2 separate regions of the Homo sapiens genome follow, and region 2 is linked to region 1. Evidence: chromatin contacts called from ENCODE Hi-C or POLR2A ChIA-PET data. All regions are on one chromosome and are shown on one strand. Each heading gives the region's core, a stretch centred on a gene start or an enhancer-like site at or near the end of the contact. The rest is flanking DNA. Distances are from core to core; before and after follow the strand shown. Region 1 overlaps SOX6 (SRY-box transcription factor 6). Region 2 holds the start of SOX6 (SRY-box transcription factor 6).

Evidence for each region. A loop is a pair of places that touch in the nucleus more often than their neighbours do. ChIA-PET counts read pairs that join two places held with the same protein, here RNA polymerase II (POLR2A).
Region 2: a map of K562 shows a loop between it and region 1 (2.4-fold over the local background). The contact joins the promoter of SOX6 here to the enhancer-like site in region 1. A Hi-C loop is called at or near these places in 1 of 168 maps with a recorded cell type or tissue (K562). POLR2A ChIA-PET finds 5 or more read pairs at or near these places in 1 of 52 experiments (MCF 10A).

Annotation. Positions count from the first base shown.
Region 1 is chr11:15,962,883-15,967,573 of GRCh38, forward strand. It overlaps SOX6 (SRY-box transcription factor 6), which reads right to left. Exons shown (of 16, transcript NM_001367873.1): 16 at 3,567-4,691. Among named protein-coding and RNA genes, the nearest start is that of MIR6073, 4.4 kb to the right of the region's middle. RefSeq lists an enhancer at 2,975-3,124. Within about 2 kb of position 2,834, at least 4 of the 41 ENCODE cell types and tissues checked have a DNase peak (open chromatin) inside an H3K27ac peak, as active enhancers do.
Region 2 is chr11:16,353,438-16,358,356 of GRCh38, forward strand. SOX6 (SRY-box transcription factor 6) reads right to left here and starts at 3,109. Exons shown (of 16, transcript NM_001367873.1): 1 at 2,657-3,109. RefSeq lists an enhancer at 2,794-4,107.

The DNA.
Region 1 (4,691 bases), core at 1,584-4,083:
TGTGTGGCCTGTGCAGATCTCAGCAAGCAATGTGCTGTGTCTGTGTGGGGAGCCTGCTGGAGATGGGACTGGAAAGGCTGATCAGGACCTGGGGGCTTCAGGAAGGCCGTTGCCTGAATGCAAACAGCGTAGACTTGATCTTGTGTCTTTCATGCCCTGCCTGCATCTATGAGAGGAAGATCCTTCTGGGAGCAGAGAGGAAAGGATAGAGCTGGAAGTGGGAATGGCAGCTGGTAGTAGTGGATAAACCAATCCGAACAGGTGGCAGGGACAGTGCTCAGTCTTTAGTGGCTGAGGGGAGACAGTGGTGGGGGAGACAGGCTGGGGAGTCAGTGTGCCTGCCCGGGGTGAGTTTAGGAAGCCAGTGGATAACCAATCCACACGTGTTCCTAGAAGCCCTGGGTGACACTAGCTCAGACACCTTCCCTGATCACTCTCTTCACTGGGTGTCCTCCTCCCAGACTCAGGAATGGGGCCCCCAGAACCTACACATATTCTCATTGATCTACTCCATGGCCACTCATCCTGGTGTCAAAATGGAAAAATTACTGGGTGGCTAGCTAACAGCGGGGGCTCTGAACAAGCTCTCCAGAGAGCCACCCTATTGATCCAGGGTCTCTTGTGGGCCAGGCACTGGGCACAGCCAGGGTAGAGGATGACAGTCAGAGATGCCAGAGGCCACTGCCCCTAGATGCCTTGGTGCTCCCATAGTGTGACACAGTCCAGGACACCTGGTGATAACTGAGCTCTAGATCCAGGGCTGTTCCAGTGATGAGCAATTTCCACAGACTATTGTGAGGTCATATGCAACACGTTCACCTGTGTTTAGAATTAGAAAACACAAGTGCATGTTACCACACTGACATTTAATCTGTGTGTGACTTTGGGTGGGTCATGTCCTATCTCTGGGCCTTCACAATTCAAATGAGGAAAATCCTATCTCACATATGATGTGTCATTGACTTAGAGGACGTAGATGACAGTTCATGGAGTCTCAACTGCTAGGAGCTTTCTACTCAGTATAGCCCATGCCACATTAGCCCATACTTTAATATGCCTTAGGTGATGCTGTAACTGCTGATCTGTGAGCCATACTTTGAGCCAGCAAGGCTCTAGAGCACTACTGAGAGAAGGAGTCATTACCTGGACCAAAGAGGAAGGAACGGACACTAAGTGAACAGCTGTCCACATTGCAGCCTCGTGGGATCACTGCCCTGGCTCTCCACAGCAGGCAGAGGCAGCTGGTCTCCTTCCCTTTCCATGATGGAGGCCCAGAGGTCAAGCCTCCAAGAACCCCTTGTCTCTGAGCAGACTGTAGGGTAATCTTGCGTATCTGGGATGTCAAGGTAAAAGGTAAGGAAAACTGATAAACACTTCCCCTTCCTAGTCTGTCCTTTTCATACTTCAGCCAGGATGCCTAGGAGGAAGAATAGAGCCGTGGCTCTGGGTTCAGAGGCTCAGGCATTCTGCAGTGAGTCATCCTAAAAGCATAGAGACTCTCAGTGCCTTGTGCTTGTCATGCCAACTTGAAAAATGGCTCTCCCAATATGAATAGAGATGTTTTTAACTAATAACGTTCTCCAAATGAAGTAAGTAATACCAAGGTACACCTACAAGATCCCTCAGCCTCACCACCTGAGACCCCGATATTCACAGGCATCTAAAACACACAGGGAGACCAAGTTGCAATCCCTCATACATTCCTTCCACAAACAAGTGTAGAGCACTTACTATGTGCCAAGCACTGTGTTGGGGGCAGGGCAGGCCAAGGTACAGTTTTTGGTTTCAGCAGTTTGTCGTCTAGCAGGGAAGACAGACACAGAGACAAATCATTACAATGTGCTCATCGTGAGATTCTTTCAAAGAGCTCTTTGCTTTCTCCGTAGGGAGAGCTTGAAACCAGGGGGCCAAGAAGGTCTCAGGAAGTGGTGATATTGGGTGGCTTCTGAAAGATAACTGCGAATTTCCCAAACAGAGAAGGGGACAGATTCCTTCCAGGCTAAAGGAGAAGTAAAAGCCCCAGAGTGGTGGACAGGCTGGGGGTGTGAGAGCAGCAGAGAGCATGGAAGGTGTGTGGGGTCACGGTGGAACATGGGGCTGGCAGGTCTGTGGAGGCTTGGCTGACAGGGCAGGAAGTTGGGACTTTATCTAGTCAGCAGCAGAAAGCCAGAAGGTTTTAGAGAAGGATGAGAGGGGACAGGCTTAGAAAGAAGACCTGCAGCAATGGCAAGGATGAGCTGGGAGTGAGAAAACCTGTGGCTTGGAGACTAGCTTAGAGGGAGGGCCCTGAGGTATGTATGCGACCAGGCTCTGAGAGAAGGCCTCAGGCACCTCCTTCACTTTACTCAGTGGTAACACCAGCCAACCTCCCTAGCTTAGGCATTTTCTGGTCAGAGGAGGCAGTGGGCATTCATGCCCTCTGTGTGCCATCCACTCCTGGATGTCTTACCCCTGCTGTTTCTTTTCATTCTCCCAGCACCCTGACAGGTAAGAATTGTTACCCCATTTTATAGAGAGGATTGTGGCTCAGAGGTGTTATTCAGGGAAGGTCACGCAGCTGGCAGGTGGCAGAGCCAGGCTGGTGTGACTCCAAAGTCCCTGTTCTTTCCAATGTCCTGTACTTACCTGGGCTTTTAAAAAGCCATGGGGCAAGAGGGAGGTCCCGGAATGCTAGATTTTCAGAACTTACAGGAGCCTGCGTCTAACTTGCAATGTGACTGGAATAAAGTCAGTCCCACATATTCTTGGATTTATTTTTCCTGAGGCATTTTTTAATAGGAAATATCAAAAGGAGTGGCTGGGCCTCTCCTCTCTCTTGAACACTTTTGTTTCACTCTCTAGGTGTTGGTTACTCATCTCTAGACTCACAGGACTGGCTTGGCTGGTGTGGCAAGTCTCCCTTAAGGGCCCTGCTCACTTCACCCCACTACCCACCTTCCGTCCCCACTCAGACTCAGCACAATGAAATAGCTTTGGCAACATTTTAGAAGCTGATATCACTGGGAACCGAGTTTCACTCTGGATGCAACTCATTGCTGGACAAAAAGATGGGCTCTTTCTTCTCTGAGGCAGAAGGTACTGAGTAATCAGCCAACTACTGCCAACCACAGTGGAGGGAAAGGTTCCATAAGTGCAGCATTTTCCACTCTTGGCTGCTAGGCTCGTAGAAGGTGGCGTCAGATGAGAGGCTGGCCCTTGAGAGTTGTTCATACTCCAAAAGGCTCTAAGCTGTTTCACTGACACGAAGAAGTCAGGTAAAGAGGCAATGCCATGCTCTCTTATCTTCTCTTGACAAAAATCCACCTTGTATCCCGTTCCTCCCTTCTAAATCCACAAGTATTTCCTGCTGCAGCCAGGTGTGCTCCACAACGAAAAGAGCAGGCAAGTCTTTCCAGGCTAAGGGGTTCCATGTCTTTCAGAGACCTACCCTTGGGCCAGGCAGAAGCAATGGCAGAGGGCAGGAGAGCTCTGCAGGCTCCAGCAGCAAGAGGGTGGCACATTCAGGGCTGGCTGGGGCCCCATGGTGGGGACAGTTTGCAGGGCACAGACAAGGCCATACACAGAGGTCATAAAACAAAATTTATCTTTAATTTGTAAGTGTCAACAGCAGTACAAAAGATGGAGTGATGACAACTAGATTAGGGTAGAGAGGACAGTCTTGAGGTAAATGAGCATAAATAGGCAGTTCTTATAGACACTCCCCTAAGGGGCCTGAGCCCCATCACGGCATATACATTATCACCCAAAGATGGCATGTTGAACATATCAGGAAAGCACCTTGTGCAAAAAGGAAAAAAAAAAAGTAGCTAAGGTGCCAACATACACCAGGATAGATAAAGACAGTGTGTCTTTCAATTTTGTCTTTTCCCTTAATTATGAGGCAGAGGAGGGGAAGACTTTGAAAAGTACCACTGAAAGATTATTCAATGTTGAGCTTTATCTCACGTCAATACTGCACAACAAAATCCAAGAAGTTTGTGTATGCAACAAAGCTAAGAACAATGATTCATTCCTGTAAATTTGAAGAGATTTTTTTTATTTTTCCCATTTCTTTAATCCTTAGCAAACTTTTTATTATTATTATTATCAAGAGGAGAGTGTGAGAAAGATGTGATGGCAACCCTTAAGGTCATTTAAAAACTTTACACTGGACTGTACAAGATTTTTTTTTGATAAACTATTTACATTTTCAGACTTTCAAACATATTCAAAGCAGCAATAGACACTAGTTTTTATGTTTTTTTCTTTTTTTCTAATTGCCCAAATAGTTACCAGCCATGGGCCAAGTAGGTACCTGCATTATACATAGAATTTCTACAAAGAAAATCTGCAGTTAAAATTTGCTCCAGGATGTATTAAATGCCCTTAGCAATTCAAGGGCCACACCCAGTGTTGCTATAGGAACCAAAGCACAGTACCTTGACAACAGAGTTGCAGTTGTCCCAACAGCCCTACACAAACTTTACACTTTGAAACAGCAGCCAGCATGTCAGTCCAGCATGTCAGTGAATTGTGCTGATTAAATTAACATAGAATACAATTTCACAATATACATCACAAACAAATTACAACGTCGGGGGAAATAAAAGAGTTACAGTAAGATAAGTTATGTAGTAACAGCTTATAAGCTTGTCTAAGGTAATAAAAATTTTACATGGCAAATACAATAATGAATGAACATAAATGCTAAG
Region 2 (4,919 bases), core at 1,859-4,358, 390 kb after region 1:
TAATTGTCTGTGAAAGCTGAAGAAAGGTTTTTACCACCAACCCAAATTTCCACATTTTTTTATACACACCAAACAGTCTGGTTTCACAAATAACTAAAGTGCTGCTATCTTGTATTTCTCCCTCTGTACTTCCACCACCTCCTCCCTTTCTTATAGCTATTTGCTTTAAATTTCTCACTTGCATTTGCTGGAATTATCATAAACAGCTCCAGGAGAACATGAGAATCCAATTGTTTCCATGAATCATTGCACAGAATTGTTTGAGTTATCATTATAAAAGACAAGTATGACTACCTGCTGTCTTGCATACTTAAGGGATTCTTTACCAAGTACATATTTGCACACCTACCAAGGTACAGAATTTCTGGTTTTCCCAAGCTGTGGTGTTAGTTATAGGAAAGAATCCTGCATTATTTATCTGGTCCTGTTCTTTCTTCTCATATAACCACCACCTCCACCTCACGATTTCCCAAAATTGAGTAGTCCCCTGAAAAACTTTTACATTTATCATGCCTAATCTACCAGCTTTTTAGATTTCTTCAAAAGTAATACTTTATTTGCATCCATGGTGCCTAGAACTGGAAAACTGCTTGCTACCAGTCTTACCAGGATCTATTGCCAGAAGGAAAAGTACAGTATAATGGAAAGGTTTAGAGGAAAGACTTAAATCTCATTTACTATGTCTGTGAACTTCAGAAGTTACTTAACTCTCTGAGTCTCTATGTACCCATCTATAAAATTAGGGACAACACATCTTCCTTGAAAAGTTGTTGTGAAGAGATTAATTTGATATATGTGCAAATACCTGGTATTTGGTAGTTATGAAACAAATGCTAACTTTCTTTAAAGAAAACTTGACAGAAAAATGGTTTGACTCAAACAAAAACAAATAAAAATCCTTAAAGAAAAAGATTCTGAATTTTTACACATCACAATAAATAAAAATTCCACGGAATATAAGTTTTCCAGTCCCAATATACTCGTGACCCAGTGCTGAGTGAACTAATGACAAGAACCATGCCAAGAAAATAAAAAGCACAGGGTAAAAATATATTGTTACTGTTTCTCAAAAGGGGTATGGACAGGAGGGAATCACTTTTTACACAGGGAAGACCAAAGCCTACAGCATCTGCTGCTGATAACTGTATTCCTAAGGACAATAGAGTCCTGAGCTGTAGGTGCCTATTCAAACCACCTATTATTAACCTCTTTCCTTGATTTTCAACTAAAACGGTCCAAGTATTTGGAGACTGTAACCCATTTGCTCAGAATTAATTTTTAAACAGAAGCAGCCTTGCAGTATACTAAAATTGCTACCAGAGCTTAAATTAACTTGACAATAAATAAAAAGTCTGAGCTACCCTATCCTATGAAATACATGAATACCTTTCAAAGCCTGATTATTTTCTTGTCCCCTGGCCCAACACTAAATGTTCCAAAATGTTACTTGTTTCACACAATTTTTTTTTATTTCTAAATCAGGTCTAAAATCAAGTTGCTACTAGTGTGCTAAAGAACCCCAGCACATTCTCATGAGCTGATTGAAAGCAGCTTACCTTAAAATTCTCCTCTCACAATTCACTTTAGAAAATCAACTTGAGGAGTCATAGATTTGCTAGACTAACTGTTTGGTATTCTGGTCAATTCATTATCACAAAATAGGTATTATTAACTGTACCACAGCTTAGAACAATGACACACTATTCCATGTGTAGTTTGAGATCACTATTTCCACAATTTGAAGCTGAAAGTTCCATCATCAAGATAAACTTGCCTAAAGACCAAACTCACAAACAATAAGGTATCTAGGAAAGCTGGATAAGGAAAGAAACAAATTAATATTTTGAACTTTGACAGGCATGATGGAAAACAAATTCAAGGTGTGTGTTACTCAGAAAAATTCAAAAGAAATGTATCGCAGAATAAAAAGGAGTAAATTGAAAAGCATTGATAAAGCACTATTTTTAATGCACTTGCCAATCATCAATTTAATTTACTATAGTTTTATATAAATAATACTTTCAATACATAGTTATAGCATTAAATACTATAAATCTCAATGTAATACCAGTCTTGCTTAGTTATAGCAGCTTATGAACATTAATAATTTTAAGTTTTTACTAAAAACACATCAGCAATTACCCAGTGGTCTGCTTGTCAGTTGTGTTTCTTTGAAATGTTTATTATGATTAAATATTTTCATTAGTAAAAACATCTTTTACCATAGTGCATAAAATACCTTATCAGATGCAGCATATATTAGAAACTAGCCGTGTATATTGGAAAGATTGATTTTATTGAAAAGATTCATGTAGGGAATCTATGATTCCTCATAGATAATAGTACTCAGGACCTTAGATTATACAGAAAAAATAATCACATGTTAAAAATCTACGAGATGCTACAAATAAAGGTATGCATATTCAACCCTCAGGAAAACCAAATCTGTTTTTAAATAGTCTGTTGCAATTCCCTAGCAAGATTACAAATGTCATGCAAAAATGCTTTTCAAGTTATTACCTTATTACCATAACATAAGCTTTTCTTAACAAGCCATCATCCCACCCAATCAGGTAGGCTTTGAAGTTAGAAAAATTAAAAGGTAAAGTAATACAGCCAAGACCTGTGACAGCTAAAGGAAGCACAAATCACTCACATGAAGTGGCTGCTCTTCCACTCTTCAATCCGGCTTTCTCTTACCACATCAGCCAGAACTTCAGAACTTGAGGGCATAACACCTTTGACACCTTCCCAAATCACAAGAAACCTCTGACTGCCAACCAAAAAAAAAAAAAACCCAACCCCACAGCTAATTAATCTCTGCCAAGTCTCAGGCTACCAATTGTAGCCATAACTTTAAGCAACATCTAATTTGCTAAACAAAACACTGTTAACTTTGTTCAACAATTAAAGGAGTTAAAAACATAAAAGTAAATGAAAGAAGTGAAATCTCTTGGCCTGTTGGGAGATACAGTACCCCACATACCTTCTGCCACTGCTGCTACAGTTAAGCAAACTTTACAAGCTAGTCAAGCCATCATCCAATAGAGCCTATTTGCTGAGCAACAGTGGAGCTTTGTGGTTTGCCTCACAGTTGACAGTAAGTTATGAGCCCTTTGTGAGCACAGGGGAAGGAAAACAGAGATCGGAATTTGGCAGGAAAATATAATACAGAATTCTCCTGTCTATGGAACCTGAATTTTTGTGAAAACAATCAAGCATTGTTGAAAGAAAGAAAAGCAACTTTGACAGATGAAATATAGAGGGGCCCCTTTTAGGAAAACAGTAAACAAAGCGCCATTCAGGCCAGGTCCATTCTGTCATTTATAAAGATAGTTTCTTCTGTGTGGTGAGAGTTTACAGCAAAGAGTTCAGATTCAACAAATCAAGTGTAAAATCTCCCACAGTCCCCATTAAAAAAGCCTGCTAGGAAAAGACAGGAATGCCAAAGAGAAAAATATCACAAGTTTTTCTGTTTGGTAGAGAGGATACAATAAGTAGATGGGGTGAAAGGGACTCTAAGAGAAGTCTGAAAGACAAGCCAAAAAACTAACAATTGTTAATTATAAAAGGCTAATTTTGTCAGAGACAGGAAAAGAGGAGGACACTGGAGATCACTCAATAGAAATATGAAAGGAAGAAGCCATTCTTCATCATTGTTGGAGAACTATGTCTCTATTTCTCCAGGCTGGACCTCATGAGGTCATCATTGGCACGAAAGGCTCAAAAACTTGGGCTTGGTACTACTATAGTTTGGCCATCTGGAATGTCAGCACACAGTGCACTACTTTCTCCAAAGTATCTTAATTCCTCTTTCCAAAAATAGGCACCCTGGCCAGCTTTAGTCACCCAGACTGGAAAATGTACAGCACAGAATGAAATGAAAAGCATTTTTGTTTTCTCACCCTCCTCAACTAGAAATACGATTTCTGTGCGGGAGAATTAAGGAAGAGGGGCCCAGAGCACTGAAGCTCTGATTTACAGAGCCTATTTCTGCTATGCGTACGGTCGGCAATTGTTAGTACTTATAACCAACTGAGTTTTGGGCATCCATGGAATTCTTAAAGACGTATGTCTTTTCAGCCAACACAGTCATTGTTAATGCTTTAAAGAATAAAAAAGAGGGACCACAAGCCAATAAAGTCACAATTAGAATCAAATGACACATTGCTTGCACATCATTTGGAAAACATGTATAAAACTACTTGGTTTTTGCTACACCCAGCTAAAGTGACAGCCTTCGCTGTGTGTTAATCTGGAATCAAACCAAGCCACACCTAAACAAATAATGCTTAGTAGATGCAAAATAATACGGATTCTTTTATTTAGACTACCCAAACAATTTATTTCACCAACGAAATCCCATAATAACTAGCTACATTTTAAACATTCCTTTTAAAACAAAGCCCACAAAATGCTGAAGTGTGCCCATAGGTCAAGAATAATAAAAGCAAGCATGCATATGGATTCAATGCTGCAGATTTATTCAGCATTGGTTAATGGTTTCTATAGAGATTGATGTCAATCTCTCTGGCCTTTCTTGTGTCAACAGTAAGTTACAACAAGAAAGATCGTGGCTTTTGCCTTTGATTAGAAGAGGTATCTTTCTCTAGTTGACTGAAGGTCACAGCATTTGCAACATGTGCTCACTTATTACAGCTCCCATGCAGAATGTATACATAAAAAGCTGATTTACTCCCCAAAAAGGGCCAGAGCCATAGTGAACAAAAGATGACTCTGACCACATTAGATGGTTTTCTTTTCAAATAAATTCAGTCCTGATAAACCATTAAACATCAGCACATTACTAATAAAACTATAACTAGGAGACATCCTTCCACTCTGCCATTCTCCTGCCATCAACGACTTTCAAAATTATAGAATGCCAGGACAAATCATTACATTGTTTTACCTTAAAA